2 separate regions of the Homo sapiens genome follow, and region 1 is linked to region 2. A link is an interaction called in ENCODE POLR2A ChIA-PET data of the cell type or tissue named here. Cell type or tissue: OCI-LY7. All regions are shown on one strand. Each heading gives the region's core, and the rest is flanking DNA. Links, peaks and the distances in the headings are about the cores only.

Region 1 (10,323 bases), core at 2,177-6,176, 85 kb before region 2:
GCAGTTAAATGAAGAGGCAAATTTCCTCTGTCCCCAAAGTTCTCTTTCAATGAAGGTTCCAGCTACCATTCCCAAATCAAATGGAGACTGACATTTGCTTTTGGTGTGTTCTAAAATTTCCTGTTGTTAACACCAGTTTAGAGGATGGGCAAGGTTAGAAGAGAAAGATGGGCTGGGCACGGTGGCTCACACCTGTAATCCCAGCACTTTGGGAGGTCGAGGCAGGCAGATCACCTGAGGTTGGGAGTTTGAGACCAGCCTGACCAACATGGAGGAACCCCGTCTCTATTAAAAATACAAACTTAGCCAGGGGTGGTGGCACATGCCTGTAATCCCATCTACTCAGGAGGCTGAGGCAGGAGAATCTCTTGAACCTGGGAGGCAGAGGTTGCAGTGAGCCGAGATCGCACCATTGCACTCCAGCCTGGGCAACAAGAACAAAAGTCTGTCTGAAGAAAAAACAAAACAAAATAAAACAAAAATGGGAAAGATGATGATAGGACAAGAGGGTTAAAGTTTGGTAAATGAAGGGTACGGGGAGAAATGTGTTCACAGAGTAGCCTCCAGGCTCACACTACTGTCATCAGGAGTCAACCCAAGACCATTCCAGCAGGGAGCAGACTGACTCAGGGAATCAACTGGCAATGAGACCCCAATTAGGAGGTCATGGTGGCTGGTTGGTTGGTTCAGTTGTCCAAACTATAAAATGAAGATGAGAAAGTGCCTTGAGAAGGATTTGGGAAAATAAGGCCACAAAAACCTGAGACACAGTGAAAAGACTGGTTTTAACCCCAGAGAAGGAAAATGATTGATTGTGAGAGATGGAGCAACAATAAACGAACCAAGTGGCAATGGCAACAGCTTCCATTTGTGGGGCACTTAGCTTGTACCAGACACTGTGCTAAGCGTTCCATTCATTACTTAACTCTCAAGACAGTTCTATCAGTTGGTAGGTATTATTACCCCCATGTTACAGATCAGAACTGAGCCTTAGCATAGCTAAGTAACTGCCTGAGATTACACTGTAAATAAATTGTGGAGTCAAGATTAACACCCAGATCTCTGCCTGACTCCAAGCCCAGGTTCTCACCACTGAAGAATTTTCCAGATGTCAGAATTCTCTCTCCTCCTAAATCTAAAGCTTATAATGTCTGACTCTGCCCCCAGCACCTCGGAAATACAAAAGGCAATAAAAATATTTCATTGCAGCAATTTTGCAGAAGACAGGGTAGGGACCTTTTATATCAGAGAAAATCTTTATCATCTGCATTTCAAGGACTTAGAAAATAGGAAGCAGAAACAAAAATAGCAAAAATATTGGAAGTATAGTTGATCAAGGCACAGTATATGTTTAAATTGTTTTAAAGTGCTATTTATTTTAACTTTTAGGTTCAGCATGTGCAGATTTGTTATATAGGTAAATTGTGTGTTGTGGGGGTTTGGTGTACAGATTATTTCATCATCCGTATGATGAAATCATACATAAGCATAGTACCTGATAGGTAGTTTTTCAGTCCTCACCTTCTTCTCATCCTCTACCCTCAAGTAGGCCCTGGTATCTTTTGTTCCCTTCTTTGTGTTCATGTGTACTCAATGTTTAGCTCTCACTTATAAGTGAAAACATGCATTATTTGGTTTTCTGTTCCTGTGTCAGTTCACTTAGGATAATGGCCTCCAGCTCCATCCATGTTGCTGCAAAAAACATGATTGCATTCTTTTCTATGGCTGTGTAGTATTCCATGGGAGACACTGAATAAATGCTGAACTGAGGGCAGTTACGGAGACTGAAACCTGTCTGCAATTATATGCAGGCTGTCTGCTAGACATCCAGCATAGAATAGGACCTATGTGGTTTCCTAGGCTCCCCCCATCAATCCACTCATCACCCTTCATTTGTTAAATGTCCCATCTTCTCTGACACACAGACTGTTTAGCAGTACCTGGGTAAGACACAGACTGTTTTTGCAGTACCTGGTGCCATATCTGGCAAGGAATTGGTGTTCAGGATTTATTTGCAAAAAATGAAGGCATAGCGTGCTTAAATACATGGGATGCTGTTTAAGTAGTTTTTAGGGGGAAATTTATAGCATGAAAGCCAATATTAGAAAGAAAGTCTCAAATCAGTGGCCTCCACTTCCACCTTAAGAAACTACAGAAATAAGTGCAAATTAAACCCAAACTAAGCAGAAAGAAAGAAAATAATGATCAGAGTGGAAATAGGTGAAATAGAAAACAGAAAAACAATAGAGAAAATCAAATGAAACTAGACATTAGTTATTTGAGAAAAATCAATAAAATTGATAAGCCTCTAACCAGATTGATCAGGAAAAAAAAAAAGGGCAGACACAAATTACCAATATCTGGAATGAGAGATGTGACAACACTATAGATTCTGCAGGTATTAACAAGATAATAAAGGAATGCTGTGAACAACTTTATGCCAATAAATTCAGCAACTTATATTAAATGAAAAAATTCTTTGAGACACAAACTATCAAAATTCATTCTAGAAGAAACAGAGATCCTAAATAGTCCTATATCTATTAAAGAGATATACATTATAGTTTAAAAACTTTCCACAAAGAAAACACCAGGCTCTGGTAAATTCTACTAAACATTTAAGGGTATGTTTGCAGAGTGAATGAATGAACAGTGGATCTAAGGACAACAAAAAAACTAGAAAAGAACACACAGAAAAAGGGAGAAACTCTAAAAGAACCTCAGACAGACAATTCCTGGGCCACGTTTGGCTAAGGCTTCTACCAATGGCCTAATGAAGAAAGCCTGGTAGCTAATCCCAGAACCACTGCATAGTGAGATATATGTATGGGTGTTCATGTGTACAAACTGTTAACAAACTGTCCCTATATCATTACTTCCTCTCCACTAAATTTGTTCTTGTCTTTATAAAGTTCTGAAGAAAAATCTTCTTCAGGAATTGTTAAGGAGAACCAGGTAGATCCAAATGACATGTTTATTCACCGTTCGTAGTACCCATTTAATCATTCAACAAGCATTTACTAATTACTCATTCACTATATAGCAGTCTCAGGACTCTCTTCTAAGATCTAGAGATGTAAAGTGCAATAAGACATATTTCCTACTATAACAAGCTCCCAGTCTAGAGATATTTACATATAATAAATTCAAATCATTGCCATGCAGCAGTTGGTGCTGTGATGGAGCAATGCACCAAGTGCTATGAGAACACGGAGAGTGGCTGGGTGTGGTGGCTCACACCTGTAACCCTAGCACTTTGGGAGGCTGAGATGAGAAGATCACTTAAGCTCAGGAGTTCAAGACCAGCCTGGGCAACATAGTGAGACCTTGTCTCTACAAAATATTTAAAAATTAGCCGGGTGTGGTAGCACATGCCTGTACTCCCAGCTACTTGGATGGCTGAGGTGGGAGGATCACTTAAGCCTGGGAGGTCGAGGCTGCAGTGAGCTATGATTGCACCACTGTACTCCAGCCTGGGCAACAGAGCAAGACCTCCTCTCAAAAATAAATAAATAAATAAATAAATAAATAAATAAATAAATAAATAAAAGGAGAAGTCTCTGGAGAAAGTGATGCTTGGACTGAGTTTTGAAGTAGGAGTAGAAGTCAGCTAGATGAAGAAGAGAAAAGCATTTGAACAACATTCAGATTGACCTGGAGGCAGAAAAAGCACATCCACTTTGGGGAACCACAAGCTGTGCATTAGGACTAGAGCAGAAGTGGGAGGTTGGAGAGGACACTAGAGAAGCAGGCAGGAGATTAATGATGCAAGACCAGGCTCTGGGAACGTAGGCAGGAAGTATGGGCTTTATTCTGAAAGTGATGGGGAGCCAATGAAGAAGGCAAGCCCAGGAGCAAGATGATCAGACTTGAGTTTCAGATCTTTCAGCTGGTGAATAAATTGGAGGGAGGCCAGACTTGGGGGAGGAAGATGAGTTTTGAGAAATTTCCAGAAATTCAGATGGTGAGAGTCTAAATCAAAGTGATGTCAGAGTATATACAAGAGACACAAGATTTCACCAGAGTGGGCAAGGAAGAGCAGCACCCCCATGGAATAGTGACTAGACAGGGCACGTTCTTGTTTTTTTTGTTTTTTGTTTGTTTTGTTTTGCTTTGCTTTTTGAGACAGAGTCTCCCTCTGTTGCCCAGGCTGGAGTGCAGTGGCGTGATCTCGGCTCACTACAACCTCTGCCTCCCGGGTTCAAGTGATCTTCCTGCCTCAGCCTCCCGAGTAGCTGAGACTACAGGTGCATGCCACCATGCCCACCTAATTTTTTTGTATTTTTAAGTAGAGACAGGGTTTCACCATGTTGGCCAGGATGGTCTGGATCTCTTGACCTCGTGATCCACCCGCCCTGGGCCTCCCAAACTGCTGGGATTACAGGTGTGAGCCACCAGGCCCGGCCCAGGGCACATTCTTGTTTGTGCGTGCAGTGTGACCCCCAACCTCCCACCCTTCCACAACTGGGAAGAGGAAGCACGGGCCAGGCATGGTGCTGGGTGATTTCTACATCTCACCTAACGCGCTCAGTAACTGTCTGAACACGTGGGATCGGCCTCATAGATCAGGAATCAGGGCTTCTGGAACTGACCGACTCAGCAATGAACAGGGCAGTGTTTTCTCCTTAATGCCCTAAGGATTTTTGAATCCGCTTTGCTTGCATCTCTGTGAGCCCCTAGCTAACTCCTTACTTCGCTGGTTAAATATAGCACCTCTTATCTTCTACTCACCTCATTGCCAGAAAGGTGGTACATCCTGGCTTCCTGGAGCAGCGGGAAGACCTCTGGGCACTGCCTGATGAGAGGATCTGCTTCCACCGTCTCCACAAAGTACCACGGGTCCAGAAGCGGTAAGCGCACGTTCTCGAGGACATAGGGGAGTAAGCAGAGTCGTTCTGATGGCTTGTGCCGGACCCAGCTCATCACGGTCTCAAACACCTGAGCCTCCTCGGTCACGTAAAGGTCATCACTCTTCAAGATGTGGTGCAGAGTGTCCACGGGCAGGTCAAGAAACTCCTCAGAGTTCAGAATCTGCACAAAGTTTTGAATGATGTAACTCTGAACCTGCTTCTTTAGACTGTCCAGCGAGTGTGTGTCAGCCAGCCTCAGTATTCCAACGCAGTTTTCTGGGTTCAAGGCTTCAGTGAGGAAGCTGGCACAGGCATCCACCATCCGCAGGAACTGATGAAATAGAAAGGGTGGAAAGGAGGCCAGAAAATGGTGAGTCCACAAGGAGGTTTATCAGTGAGTTATGTGTATTAGCCAAAAATTGGAAACAACCTAAATGTCCAACAGTACAGGATGAGCTAAATACATATAATTCATTCATACAGTAGACTTAAAACAATGAGATACTTACTGGACGAGCTAAATACATATAATTCATTCATACAGTCGACAAAACAATGAGATACTTACGGGAGGAGCTAAATACATATAATTCATTCATACAGTCGACTTAAAACAATGAGACACTTACGGGACTAGCTAAATACATATAATTCATTCATACAGTCGATAGCTCTGTAGATACTTAAAACACATGTTGTAGAAAATATTAAATGAAATAGAAAATGTTCATAATGTATTGAGTTTTAAAATCTGTTCATTGGATCTGATTAAGCCTCTACATTTACTCAGCAATTTACAGGAAATACAGGGAAAGAGGAACCTGCTAAAGACGTCATGGGAACATGATCAGCAAAATCCAGATTGTGGAAAACTCTACTGAACAACTTGTTCAGTTTCTTCAACAAATACATTACAAGGGGATAAAAGAGAGAGAGAAGGAGAGGGAGAACCTAAAGATAAACAGAGATTTAAGACACATTGACCAATTGCAAAGTATGGATCTTATTTGGATTCCTGATTTAAACAATATATATTTTTTAAAGTTGGAGAAATGTTTACAATGACTAATATTTGGTGCTAATGAAACAATTATGATTCATTTTAGGTGCCATAATGGTTTCATGTTTATGTTGAAGAAGAATCCTTATTTTTTAGAGCTATAAGTGAAATATTTGCAGATAAAATGAGAAAAGCACGTCACAAATCATATGTACATTGTGACCTTATTTTTATAAAGAAAACATACACAGAATAAAGTCATAGAAAGAAGATGAAAGGATGTAGGTCAAAATATTAATGGTTGTTATCTCTTTGGGTTATCAGGTATCTTAAGGCAAATTCTGCTGCAGCAGCAAACAACCCTCACGTCTCAGGGGCTTACAATAAATGTTCCTCTTACCCACTATGTGTTCTTCACGGGGCTCTTCATTCCAGGGGCCAGGAAGATGGAAAGCCCTTACCTGAGACATGCTGGTCCCATGACAGAAGGGGAAAAAGATGGCAGAACCACACAGAGGCTTTTAAAGCTTCTGCTCAGAGGGGGCGCATGCTATATCCATTTACACAAAACCGTCCAGAGTAAGTCACATGGCAAAATTTGTCATCAAGGGAACCATAGTTCTCCCACAGAAACAGGTCTCATGGGATGGACAGGGAATATACTATATAAATAATAGAAGGTATGACACTCTAAGAAGACTATGAGAATTTTTCTGTTTTTGTTTATTTATATGTTTTATTTATTTATATATCCTTTAAAATGAATACGTACCGCTTTTGTCATTAAAAAATCAATTTGTAAAATTATTGATTGGCTCTCAGGTCCCACTTTTAAGTTATCACCATCCTCATAAAAATTCAAGTCCCTTGTGCTTGTAGGGCACTTTACAGATGACAAAGCACTGTTATATCCATTATATTTTGTAATATCCATTTTACAGATGACATGTCTCAAATGCATTGGTTCATTCTTATTTGTTGTTCTCTGGAGCTTAGCTTTGAACAATTTCAACCTCCTAGCTCCCTTCCCCGTCTACTGGACTCCTTATAGGGTCAAGTTCTTGGTGCCCATGGGTTGATCGATTAATGGGGGGAGAGGAAAGGGGAGGCTGAGGGGGCAAGACCTGGTGGGGGTGGGGGAGGCCTTCTGAAGGCAGGTCCTGGTGAGAGTAGGGACAGGACAGACCTGACTGGGGAGGGTTGGCAGGAGCTGTGGGGAGTGGGGCTATCGAGCCTGAAGGTTGATAGTGGGGCAGGACTGGTTCTAAGAGTGGACCAAGGTGACCTAGGCTCTGGACTTTACTCCAGAGCATTCCAGGGAACACATCCCTGACTTTTTGGATCAACCTCTATTGCAAAATATTATCTTTCTGTGTCAGATCACATAGGATTGTCAGTTTAAAAAGCATTTTTTAGGCCGGGCGCGGTGGCTCACGCCTGTAATCCCAGCACTTTGGGAGGCCGAGGCATGCAGATCACCTGAGATCAGGAGTTGGAGACCAGCCTGACCAACATGGAGATACCCCGTCTCTACTAAAAATACAAAATTAGTCAGGCGTGGTGGCACATGCCTGTAATCCCAGCTACTCAGGAGGCTGCAGCAGGAGAATGCTTGAACCTGGGAGGCGGAGGTTGCGGTTAGCTGATATCGTGTCATTGCACTCTAGCCCGGGCAACAAGAGCAAAACTCCATCTCAAAATAAATAAATAAATAAATAAATAAAGCATTTCTCCGAGGGTCAATGCTGAAGGGGGCCAGCCCCTCTACACCTGTGGGTATTTCTCGTCAGGTGGGACGAGAGACTGAGAAAAGAAATAAGACACAGAGGCAAAGTACAGAGAAAGAACAGTGGGCCCAGGGGACCAGCGCTCAGCATACGGAGGACCCTCACCGGCACCAGTCTCTGAGTTCCCTCAGTATTTATTGATTACTATTTTCACTATCTCAATAAGAGGAATGCAGTAGGAGAGCAGGGTGATAGTGGGGAGAAGGTCAGCAAGAAAACATGTGAGCAAAGGAATCTGTGTCACAAATAAGTTCAAGGGGAGGTACTATGCCTGGACGTGCACGTAGGCCAGATTTTTGCTTCTCTCCACCCAAACATCTCAGTGGAATAAAGAATAATAAAGCAGCATTGCTGCCAACATGTCTCGCCTCCCGCCACAGGGCGGTTTTTCTCCTATCTCAGAACTGAACAAATGTACAATCGGGTTTTATACTGAGACATTCAGTTCCCAGGGGCAGGCAGGAGACAGTGGCCTTCCTCTATCTCAACTGCAAGGGACTTTCCTCTTTTACTAATCCTCCTCAGCACAGACCCTTCACGGGTGTCGGGCTGGGGGATGGTCAGGTCTTTCCCATCCCACGAGGCCATATTTCAGACTATCACATGGGGAAAGACCTTGGACAATACCCGGCTTTCCAGGGCAGAGGTCCCTGCGGCTTTCTGCAGTGCATTGTGCCCCTGGTTTATTGAGACTGGAGAATGGCAATGACTTTTACCGAGCATACTGCCTGTAAACATTTTGTTAACAAGGCACATCCTGCACAGCCCTAGATCCCTTAAACCTTGATTCCATACAACACATGTTTTTGTGAGCTTAAGGTTGGGGCAAAGAGGTTGGGGCAGTTACAGATTAACAGCATCTCAGGGCAGAGCAATTTTTCAGGGTACAGGTCAAAATGGAGTTTCTTATGTCTTCCCTTTCTACATAGACACAGTAACAGTCTGATCTCTCTTTTCCCTACACAATGCAAAGTTGCAGAAGGCCTGAATTCTGCCTCAGAACCCCATGTCTGCTGGTCTCAACTGCCGGCAGCTCTGCTCTTTGCATGAGCAACCGTGGAAACAGTTGTGAACAAGGCTGCTAACACCTGTTTAGTCGTTGGCAGATTTTCAGTTCAAAGACTAAAAATATGCAACAAAGACCAAGCCTCGTGAGCCCTCAGAACTGGACACCAGAACCCTATCTGGCCCTGTTCACAGAGACATCTATGAGAGCTGAAAGGAAACTCACTTAAATGGTAGCCCCCAGTGCAAAATACCACGATCACCATGCCAGCGTTTGCGTGAGGGGAAGAGGAGAGGAAAATTAAGTAGATATTTCTAGGAACTTAGACTACTCTGGGAGGCCACATAAGACCTGATAACAGTAGTTGTTTCTATTGGTGATAATGAAACAATTATTATTCATTTGAGGTGCAATAATAGTTTCATGTTTATGTTTAAGAAGAATCCTTATCTTTTAGACATAACTGAAATATTTGCAGATAAAATGAGAAAAGCACTTCACAAATCATATTATGTACATTATGATATTTTTTTTTTTTGAGACAGAGTTTTGCTTTTGTTGCCCAGGCTGGAGTGCAATGGCATGATCTTGGCTCACCACAGCCTCCGCCTCCCGGGTTCAAGAGGTTCTCCTGACTCAGCCTCCCAAGTAGCTGGGATTACAAACATGTGCCACCACACCCAGCTAATTTTGTATTTTTAATAGAGATGAGGTTTCTCTATGTTGATCAGGCTGGTCTCGAACTCCTGACCTCAGGTGATCCACCCACCTTGGCCTCCCAAAGTGTTGGCATTACAGGCATGAGCCACCAGGCCGGGACTATGATCCTATTTTTATAAATAAATAAATAAATATATATATAAAATAAAGTCATAGAGGCCAGGCACAGTGGCTCACACTGTAATTCCCATCCAATTTCAGGGAAGAAAGGGAGAATTACTTTACCCTCTTCACCACTTCCTATCCTCTCCAATTGTGTGTAAGAAATACCTACCTAAAATAGACCAACTTTCTCATTTATAGAGAAAATACTAGAAGGTAACATACAAAATGTTAGCAGTGGTTATAGATAAAGTTATTAATTTTTTTAGAGTTTGTTGTATGACAACTTTACTATACTGAGCATGAACATTATAAACTCAGGAAAAAATACGTAAAATAAACACATTATTGTGATTTTTAAAGGACGCAATGAGAAAATAAAAGGTAAACACTAAAAGAGCACTTACTATAGGCCAGACTCTACATACTAACTGTAAGAGTTACTCAATCCTCACCACAATGCCATGAAAAGGGTATCTATTATCATCCCTGAGGAAACCAGATTCAGAGAAGTAATTTCCTCAGAGACTTACAGTTAATAAAAGATAGAAGCAAAGTTTGGACCAGTCATCTCTGATTCCAAAAATGCATGTTTTTTATACTATTTCAAGCTGCTGCAGGTCACAAAATGTGTGTGGGGGACAAAGGCTTGGCAGATGCCAAACGTCATTTGCACACGTCACTGGGTAGCTCAGATGACCTGATCTGCCCTGACACAGGAAGGACTAGCCAACAAGATGCCGGTTCCTATTCCTGCTTGGTGGCTGTTGATGAGCAAAGAAGGAAACCACAGAGGAGAATCAAATCAAGTACTGAAGCTCACATTTGTTAGAAGAAGCATTGATCTTCACTCCACCT
Region 2 (10,323 bases), core at 4,244-8,243:
GTTGGTCAAATAGTCATTGGCGTCTATTGCTATTTGCAGTTTGAATTTGGTTGTGAGGAGGGGATGGGGGTTATAAACACACAATGGGGCCAGGTGCGGTGGCTCACGCCCGTAATCCCAGCACTTTGGGAGGCTGAGGCAGGCAGATCACGAGGTCAGGAGATCGAGACCATCCTGGCTAACATGGAGAAACACTGTCTCTACGAAAAATACAAAAAAATTAGCTGGGCATGGTGGCGGGCACCTGTAGTCCCAGCTACTCAGGAGGCTGAGGCAGGAGAATGATGTGAACCTGGGGGGGCGGAGCTTGCAGTGAGCTGAGATCGTGCCACTGCACTCCAGCCTGGGCAACAGAGCGAGACTCCATCTCAAATAAATAAATAAAAATAAAAAATTAATAAATACACAATGATATCCCCAAATTTCTCATTGTTTCTATGGCTCACAGAACCTCACCCAAGACACCGTGGATCTTCTATTAGTTGGGTGTGCACGAGACATTTTTCAGCCTTAGGAGGTCTTGAGGGCTCCAGTGTAGGTACATGCTCTGATTGCAAGGAGGGAGGTGTCCACCTGTGCCCTCTGCATGGAAGGGATTGTCACTCTGTATGGCCATCAAAGGGTGGAATGCTTAAAGTATTGCCCTTCTTGCCATTCTAGCAGGATTTTCTTGGAGAGGGGCTGCCCAAGCCTTGAGAAGTTTTCTTATCTTTCATCTTCTAACTCAAAAGAAAACGAAATGAATTTCTGTTAACATCTAGTGTCCCCTGGCCCTGAACATTCTCCTATCCTTCTCTTCCCAGGTAACACAGTGGTGTAGGGCGGCGGCTCACTCAGTTGGAGGAAACCACACCTTCAAGCAACATCCTCTCCTCGGAACGAGCTTTAAAGGTCTTATGGTTTCACTCTGGGCTCATCTAACTCAGTCTACATAGTTCCTCCAGAGGATACTTACACATGGGTGAATGTTGCCCCTTTCATTCATTTATTCACTGAGTATTTACTGAGCACCTACTATCTGCCAGATACTATTCTAGGTGCCAAGAATACTTGTGTGAATAAGACAGAAAGGTCTCTATCTCAATGAAATTTATATTGTGATAAAAGAGATAGACAATAATTAAACAAGTAGTGAGATAATTTAAATGTTTGACTAGTGCTATGGACAAAAGAAATATAGTGATTAGATAGAGAGTAACACAGGGTGCAGGAGAACCTGCTTTAGAAAGAGTGCTCAGGGCCAGGCAAGGTGGCTTATGCATGTAATCTCAGCATTTTGGGAAGCCGAGACAGGGGGATCACTTGAGGCCAGGAGTTCAATACCAGCTTGGACACCATAGCAAGGCCCCATCTCTACAAAAACATAAGAAAAATTAGCCAGGCCTGGTGGTGTACACCTGTAGCCCCAGCTACTTGGGAGGCTGAGGTGGGAGGATCGCTTGAGGCCGGGACTTCAAGGATGCAATGAGGTATGATCGTGCTACTGAACTCCAGCCTGGGTGACACAGTGGGGCCCTGTCTCTAAGGAAAAAAGAAAAGAAAAGAAAAGGAAAGGAAAGGAAAGAAAGCTTGCTGAGAAAAAGCCTCCCCAAGAAGTTGATATTTGAGCAGAGATCTGAAGGTTGACAAAGACCCAGTCTTACAAGAGTCAGTAGAAGAACATTCTAGGCAGGGAGAACAGGAAGTAGGCAGGAAACTGGGACAGTCAAGCAAAAGCAGCTGCAGCTTAGTGAGCAAGAGAGAGTAGTCAGTTGTAACGAAAGAGGAAGACAGGGACTAGGTCATGGAGGCTTTTCTAGGCCATGGTTAGTAGTTTGAAGTTTATTCTACATGAAGAAGGAAAATAATAGAAGATTTAAGTAGGGCAGTGACATGCATGATTAGATTTAAATGTTTAAAAATCCACTCTTGTGGCCGGGCGCGGTGGCTCACGCCTGTAATCCCAGCACTTTGGGAGGCTGAGATTGGTGGATCACCTAAGGTCCAGAGTTTGAGACCAGCCTGGCCAACATGGTGAAACCTCGTCTCTACTAAAAGTACAAAAAAACTTAGCTGGGCATGGTGGTACACGCCTATAGTCCCAACTACTCAGGGAGGCTGAGGCATGAGAATCACTTGATCCCAGAAGGCAGAGGTTGCAGTGAGTCAAGATAGCGCCACTGCACTCCAGCCTGGGGGACAGAGGGAGACTCCATCTCAAAAAAAAAAAAAAAAAAAAAAGAAATCCATCCTCGTGATGTAGAAAACAGACTAAACAGGGAAGTGGAAGAAGGGAGGCCAGATAGGAGGGTTTGACTGTAGTCCAGGCAAAAGATTATGGCGCCTTGGACTGGGGGTGACAGCAGAGATGGCAGGAAGAGGATGCATTTGGGATATATTCTTCAGGTAGAATTGGCAAGACTTTGTCATGAGCTGAATGCAGGCGGGGAGGACGAGGAAGAAATCTAAAACGATTCCTCAATGTGGGGTTTAAGCAACTGTTTGGAAGATTATGCTCTTTATTATATAATTTAACAAACTATATGGAAAAAATTGGAAAAAAAAACAGATGGTGAAGATGGGGCAGGGAAATTTGGGCATATTAAGATGCCTATTAGAGGTCCATGTAAAGTTGCCGGTGGCAATTGGATTCATGATTCTGGGGCCCAGATGAAATATTTGGGCTAAAGGTACACATTTGGAAGTCACCCCCTTAGGAGAAGTTAAAGCCATGAAACGGAAAAAGAGAGAAGACCCAGGACAGGACTTGGGGCATAAGTTCATTTAAAGGTTGGATAGCAGAAATAGCCAGTTTTAATGATACATTGAGCAAGAGGGAAGCACGCAGTGTAATCAGAAAACCACTTTATTCTTTTCCTCCACTACCTGTTCAAGCCATCCCCTCCATGGAACTAGTTGTTCCCTGCTCCCTTGAACAAAACTGAAGGGGATTGTGTGACTTTTGTGGACATTCTTAAATAATATAAAGCCATCTGGTCACTGCTGGTCACACACACATAGAGAGAGAAAGAGAGAGTCTCATTTCAATAAGCGTTATGAATGGTAATAAGAAAGTATTCCAAATTCATGAAGAGTTGAGGCTCTCTGCTCCAGCCTGGCTGCCTCCAGTGGGAGTCAGCTGTCCTCTATTTCACCTGAAATGTGACGTCCTCTTTCCCAGCTCATTTGGCTGCCTCTGGTTCCTCTAGAATGGAAGCAGAGTGGGGAGGTAGAAAGGGACAGGGCAGGAAAGATCCTACGTGGCTAGTCTTGTCGTAAACTAATAAGAGCTGTCTGGGCTTTCCAGGCATCTAGAGCTTATTCTTTCTCTTTTGGGACAATATTATGGTTTCTTCAGACTCATCTTTGGAAATCTTACAATGGCAGTTCCCATGCTGTAAGTAAATGCATCTCCTAGGGCTGGTCACTTACAATTCCTCTTTCACTGCCTTGGAATCTAATAGTACATCTCCAACACTTGTTTGTGGTTGGGTTTTTTTCTCCAAGCAGCCCTCCTGGGCAGGATCTAAGAAAACCTCAAGCTTGCTTGCTTTCTCTGTGAGTGCTACCTCAGGCCCGTGGGAAGCACTCATAAGCATCATTTGCCCCAACATAGCACCATCTCTTCTCCCTGCCATTAGAACAGCTAGCCGGCCAAGGGCAGACTCTAGTCCACTGTGATCCACCTTCTAAGTGCTCCCCAGTAAAGCCCCTTTCCCTACACTGGTCAGGAGGGGCAAGCATCCCCCACTGCTTCTGTACGATGGGGAAAAACTCATAGGGCACATCTCTCTAAACAAATTTTCTCTCCAATTTCTTACGCACCTTGGTCTCATTAATCTCTTTTATAAGCTGGAGGTGTTTAATCAACCAAGGGACATAAAATTCATTCTTGGCCATGCTATAAGTCCTGGCCAATCGTCTCACTCCTCACTTGGTGAGAATCATTTGCTCTAATTGCATTGGGAAGACAAAAATTTAGGACAAAATAGGATGTTTTAAAATCCTGTGTACCCAATGCAGTAAACTGACAAACAAGCAGAAGAGAAAGTCAAGCCAGGAGATGTAGTAGAAGCTAATGGGTGCTCAATTATGTCAAATGTTTCTAAAAGGAGGAACACATTGAAGACAAAGAAATGCTCACTGGATTTGAAGCCTTGTGCAATTCCATTTCAATGTAGTGTTGGGAATAAAAGGTAGATGTAAATGTTAGTTACTTCCCAGACTCTATTCACCCCTTTTTCCTTGCAAAAAGAACCCCTACTGCCAGCTCCAGTGTAAATCCTGACTGGTTTAAACCAAGACACCATGATCTACTTTTCTTTGCCAATGGCTATGTGATACCATTATTCTGGCCAACAAGATGTGAGGGGATGTCTGTTGAAGGATTTCTGTGGAGGCCTCTTTTTTTTTTTTTTTTTTTTTGAGACAGTCTCACTCCGTTGCCCAGGCTAAAGTGCAATGGCGTGATCTTGGCTTACCATAGCCTCCGCCTCCTGGGTTCAAGCGATTCTCCTGCCTCAGCCTCCTGAGTAGCTGGGATTATAGGCATGCACCACGATGCCCAGCTAATTTTTGTATTTTTAGTGGAGACAGGGTTTCTCTGTGTTGGCCAGGCTGGTCTTGAACTCCTGACCTCAGGTGATCCACCCACCTCAGCCTCCCAAAGTGCTGCGATTACAGGAGTGAGCCACCGCGCCTGGCCGGAGGTATCATTTTGTCTTAAAAAGAGACACAAGAAGATCTCTGCCCTTCTCCCATTAGCTATTGTCATTTCTGCCTGTGACCCCTAGTTCTGTGGAAACCACCTTGGCACAAGCCTGAGGATAAAGCCAACCCCCTAGAGGAGGGCGGAGTCAAGGGAATTGCCAGAGCCCCTGTCTGGAGCCTGCTCCACCTGTGGAGTTCTTGTCACTTGAGCCAATGAATTCCCCATCTTACTCTACACAGTTGATTCAGAGTTCTCTATTATTTAATACCAAAAGCATCCCACAGAAAAAGAGTAGGCCGAAGGGAGGTAAAGAATTGCAGGCAGAGTAACTCTTCTGAGTTGGTTTTCTGGAAAGAGGGACAGAGACATGGTCTGTCAGCTGGAGGGATACGAGGGATCTAGTGAAGGCTTTTCTAAACATGAGAGATATAGTAGCCAGTTTTTAAGGAGGTGGGAAGGATTCCATAGAAATAGGAGATGGCACAGCCACAGGAACAAGCATCCTCTTGCCACTCACTGAAAGTGCAAAGCCTTTCCTGGAGTCTTCTTTTTTGTGTTTTTTTAATTTTTGTTTTTGTGTGGTTTTGTTTGTTTGTTTGTTTGTTTGTTTGAGATGGAGTCTCACTCATCACCCAGGCTGGAGTGCAATAGCAAGATCTTGGCTTACTACAACTTCCGCCTTCCAGGTTCAAGCAATTCTGCCTCAGCCTCCCGAGTAGCTGGGATTACAGGGGCCAACCAGCATGCCTGACTAATTTTTGTATTTTTAGCAGAGACAGGTTTCACGATGTTGGCCAGTTGAACTCCTGGCCTCAAGTGATCCACCCACCTCAGCCTCTCAAAGTGCTGGGATTATAGGCATGAACCACCGCACCCCCGGCCATCCTTTCCTGGAGTGTTCTGCACTGATCTTGCTGATGCCCCTACATGGAAGAGCTGCCAGTTTTCACACTATTGTGACTATAACTGGTTGCATGGCTCCCTCCCCAGTGAACTGTTGATGGAATCCCTCCAGCCATCTTTGAGCTCTTTCTTTGTCCGGAGAAGAGGCTGATCCCTCCAGGGCTGATCTACATCTCCAGGATAACCTCTGCTCCAGAGGGGCTGACGGGAGCCCAGCTTTTTATTCTCTCGAGGTTCTTCCCAAGAAAAGCCCAATCTTATAAACTGTTACTTCCCCTAACAAAGAAATACAGATTATCCAAGAATCTAGCTTGCAGTTACTTGGTTTGTCTTCCAAGCTGGACCTACCCCTAAGCCCCACCTCATCAGGGGGTGTAGACCAGCTCAACCTAATGAAGTTTGTTGTTACTTAACCCTCCCCTTAACATTCGACTTCCCAATTATAATTGCACAAAAAAATATATACACCTATGCCTGTTGCAGTATTAACCCCTCTCCCCCAAAGGTGGGGAGCTTGGCTTCCCAGTCAGCTGCTCTCTCACTTTCCTAGTCACTTGAATTCATATGCAAATTAACTCAAGGTACAAGGTCTCTCCCCAGGGGAACAGAAACATTCAGTCTCAGCTGGGGTATGAGCTATATCAGGCCACATATTTACTGAACATCTAAATAATGATCTAAAAGGGCATTGCTGTGAAGCATTTCCAGTAGAAATATGACAACAATGCAAAGGACCAAATCGAGAACAACGTTGATTTGCCTTTCTATTGCTTCCTGTCCAGAGTAACGATTTGTTCCATATTTCACTTCCCCTCCTCATTTACCAGTACAAGAAGATATTTAACCTAAAATGTTTAGCACCCATGCCATGAGGTACAATTATCTACACTCAAATAGAAACACCCGGTAAAAGCCAGTCAACTGAGTTTCATTTCCTTACAAAATTTCAACAATTCGTTAACTAAAACATTACATTGACCAAAATATTTTAAACATCTAAAACTGGCTCCCCCTGTTGGTTAAATTCAAATGGATGTACCAAGTCTTGTTTCATGACATTGAAATGGAGCGGGACCCCTTGCAGAGGACTGTGGGCCCCTCAAGCATGGACATGAAGAAAAACCTTGAGTTTCTTCAAGGGAAATTCCAGGCACCTAGCTAACCCTGAAAAGTAAATGAGCAAATTGATAAGCAAGAAGGTAACGGTAGCTTAAAACAATAACCAAGGAAGTTAGAGTCGCAAGAATGTTTGGCTTCCGACAGAAACATCTTAACATATGTCCCTGAATTTTTCCAGAAACCTGGACCCCCACCAAAGGGATCCACTGGCATGTGAACCTCAGACAAGGGGGAAACGAGGACTGAACTCCAACACCCCTTCTTTGTTCTAAATTTCTTCCTCAGGGTCCTGGCAGAGGTCACACCCACAAGCCAGTGCTAATGGTCTTTTCTGCTGATGCCAAGTTTTTAGCACCTCCTTAATGTATATGGTTTGGATCTGCATCTCCACCAAATCGCATGTGGAATTGTAATCCCTGGTGTTGGAGGTGGGGCCTGGTAGGAGATGATTAGATCATGGGGTGGAGTTCTCATGAATGGGTTAGCAACATCCCCTTGGTGCTGTTCTTGTCACAGTGAGTGAGTGGGTTGTCATGAGATCTCATTTAGAAGTGTGTAGCTCCTCCCCGCCCCCTCTCTGGCTCCTGCTCTGGCCATGTAAGATGTGCCTGCTTGATGCTGGGCGCAGTGGCTCATGTTTGTAATCCCAGCACTTTGGGAGGCCGAGGCGGTCAGATCACCCGAGGTCGGGAGTTCGAGACCAGCCTGACCAACATGGAGAAACCCCATTTCTACTGAAAATACACAAATTAGCTGGGCATGGTGGCGTATGCCTGTAATCCCAGCTACTTGGGAGGCTGAGGCAGGAGAATCACTTGAACCTGGGAGGCGGAGGTTGTGATGAGCTGAGATCACACCATTGCACTCCAGCCTGGGTGACAAGAGTGAAATTCCGTCTAAAAAAAAAAAAAAAAAAAAAAAAAAATGTACCTGTTTCCCTTTGAACTTCCACCATGATTGTAAGTTTCCTGAGGCCTTCCTAACCATGCCTCCTGTACAGCCCATGGAACCATGAGCCAATGAAACCTCTTTTCTTATAAATTACCCAATATCAGGTATTTCTTTATAGCAGTGCAAGAACAGACTATTACATTAACCAATCACAAATCAGGAAATCTTTGAATTGACCTGTGACCTGTAAGATATCCTTCTCTTTCAGGCCTAGACAATGTATAGCCTCCATGTATTGATATATGAATGTGCCTGTAACCTCTGTCTCCCTGCCTTTAACCTTTACCTATAAGCCATCTGGGGGGTTGGGTCTGGAGCATGAGCTACTCACTTCTCCTTGCCCGGCACCCTGCAAATAAACTCCTTTTCTCCCACTGCATACCTCAGTGTGGATGTTTTGGCCTTACTATGTCAAGCAAGCAGACCCCAGTTTGGTTCGATAACAACATTTTCTACTAATGTAGTTTTGGCTAAAATTCAGACTGCGTAAGTAAAAAGAAATGAACAACATGGTCACTTAAAAAAACCTCTGCACTGGCTCACGCCTGTAACCCCAGCACTTTGGGAGGCCGAGGCGGGTGAATCACGAAGTCAGGAAATTGAGACCATCCTGGCAAACACAGTGAAACCCTGTCTCTGCTAAAAATACAAAAAATTAGCCGGGCATGGTGGCGGGCGCCTGTAGTCCCAGCTACTCGGGAGGCTGAGGCGGGAGAATGGCGTGAACCCAGGAGGCGGAGCTCACAGTGAGCCAAGATTGCACTACGGCACTCCAGCCTGGGCGACAGAGCAAGACTCCATTTAAAAAAAAAAAAAAATCTCTGCACTTACCTGGAAACATTAGAAATGAGATTTTTTTTTTCACTTCACTTAAGGCAGTAATTCAAACTACTGAATCATGTGTGAAAATGTTAATAATTTTATGTTAAAACGTATTTTTATTTTCATTTATTTATTTATTTTTAGAGACAAGATTTCACTGTTACCCAGGCTGTGCCACTCATAGCTCACTACAGCCTTGAAATCCTGTGCTCAAGTGATCCTCCCACCTCAGCCTCCTGAGTAGCTAGGACAGGGTCTCCCTGTGTTGCCCAGGCTGGTCTTGAATTCCTGGCCTCAAGCAATTCTCCAGCCTCAGGCTCTCCATTAGTTGAGTTTACAAGCTATTCAAGCATTTTGCATTTGATCTGAGCCAAAGGCCAAGAAGTGATATTAAAGCATTTTCATACTCATTTTATTTTCCAGGCATAGTATATTAAAGACTGCACCTGAACCTACTTCACACTTTAAGATTTAGCTGCCTCAGCCCTATGCACCCGCGTCTTAGCAAGCATGACTGTAGCCACCATAGCCACCAGTTACCTGGGCATGTCAGCAGCTTCAGAATTTTTGAAGCTGTCCTCACCCTCTTATCTTGATTTAACATTCTTCTAATTCTAACTACCCAATTTGTCTCTCCTCTCACCTTCAGGCCATCAAGCTCCAGATGATTTTCAGTAAGGGATACCATCCTCTCAATATTCCAGAGGCACCATTCTACAGGGGACCCCTAGACTGCCCATCAGTGGGACAGGAAGGAGGTGAAACCCTGTCCGTTTCCCTTGGACATGGCTAGATACTAGTTTCACTAACTCACAGAGTCACCCTTCTGCACTGACAGCTAGCAAGAGGTCAAGACCCACAGAACCACCATTGCCCCATTGTCAGTGGGAAGCAATTACAGAAAACTGACCTTTATCCATTTTCCCTGAAAGATTTGGAGTCTTGGGCTCTTGAGGCAGGGAGGTGTTAGTGGTAGTTAGACAGGCGTGAGTGGGGCAGGAGAGGGCTCTCCCCCACCCACGAGGAATGTCAGGTGGTGGTTCAGCAAGGATCACATTGTCTCTGTAAAAGCGATAAATTGGCAGCTGGCACCAGGAAGAGGCCATTTTCTGATGGTCCACACCTGTTGCACTAACGTGTTAATTGAATGCAGATGCCAGGGAGAAGCAACTTCCCGGGCATGTGCATTAAGAGACAAAATGGCAGAGTATGACTTTCTGGGGCACTCCACAGGAAAAGGGAAGGAAGCCTCAGATGGGCATGCATACAATTTCCTAAACACACTGTGCTTGCTCACCTCCCAAGGGTAAGGAGGGCACTGTGCATGTGGGCAGCCCACCCGAAGGGAAGAATCATGGGAAAGGAGCCAACGTGCAAAGTCCTAGGATCAAGGTTAAACACCGCACCTGACCTTCATGTGGCCACCTGGGTCTCTTCCAAGTGCATCTTTCTTTCCTATTCTAAAGTATTTTCTTAAACTCCTACTCCTGCTCTTAAAAAAATAATGTAGCTGCCTCAAATTATTTCTTAGAGTTAAACAACTATTAATTAACTAGTGAATTTTGTGATGATCCGTCTATTCATGGGAGTCCTGACAATGAACATCAACAATACATGGTTGTAGGAGACTGCTTTGGGGGTTCGCCCTAGAACTGCCCTTTCCTATAGAGGTCATTTCCACAGACATGTTATTTTTGACTTTCTTGGCTGCATTTAATTGATCCAAGGATAGACACCTGACCAAGCTGGGCCAATCAGATTGTCTCTCCTGGAAATTTGAAATTTGACATAGCCATTCAAGTTAGGCTTTATAGGTACCTAAGAGGATGTATGGGAGG

Evidence for each region. Peaks named below come from ENCODE experiments on the same cell type or tissue, not always from the same donor. Only the 100,000 strongest peaks of a DNase experiment are listed, where the experiment ranks them.
Region 1: POLR2A ChIA-PET joins it to region 2 with 11 read pairs; 8 of 35 experiments call an interaction of 5 or more read pairs at or near these places.

What each region holds. Positions count from the first base shown.
Region 1 is chr3:183,503,328-183,513,650 of GRCh38, forward strand. KLHL6 (kelch like family member 6) reads right to left here. Exons shown (of 7, transcript NM_130446.4): 3 at 4,732-5,181. Among named protein-coding and RNA genes, the nearest start is that of KLHL6-AS1, 40 kb to the right of the region's middle. RefSeq lists enhancers at 4,501-5,700, 10,046-10,095. In OCI-LY7, for the core only: no CTCF peak of the experiment used is centred there; a DNase peak (open chromatin) is centred at 3,784; H3K27ac peaks cover 2,176 bases.
Region 2 is chr3:183,585,817-183,596,139 of GRCh38, forward strand. No RefSeq gene overlaps it. Among named protein-coding and RNA genes, the nearest start is that of KLHL6, 35 kb to the left of the region's middle. In OCI-LY7, for the core only: CTCF peaks have their summits at 6,621 (motif pointing left) and 6,840; DNase peaks (open chromatin) are centred at 5,413, 6,375, 6,565 and 7,215; H3K4me3 peaks cover 3,100 bases; H3K27ac peaks cover 4,000 bases.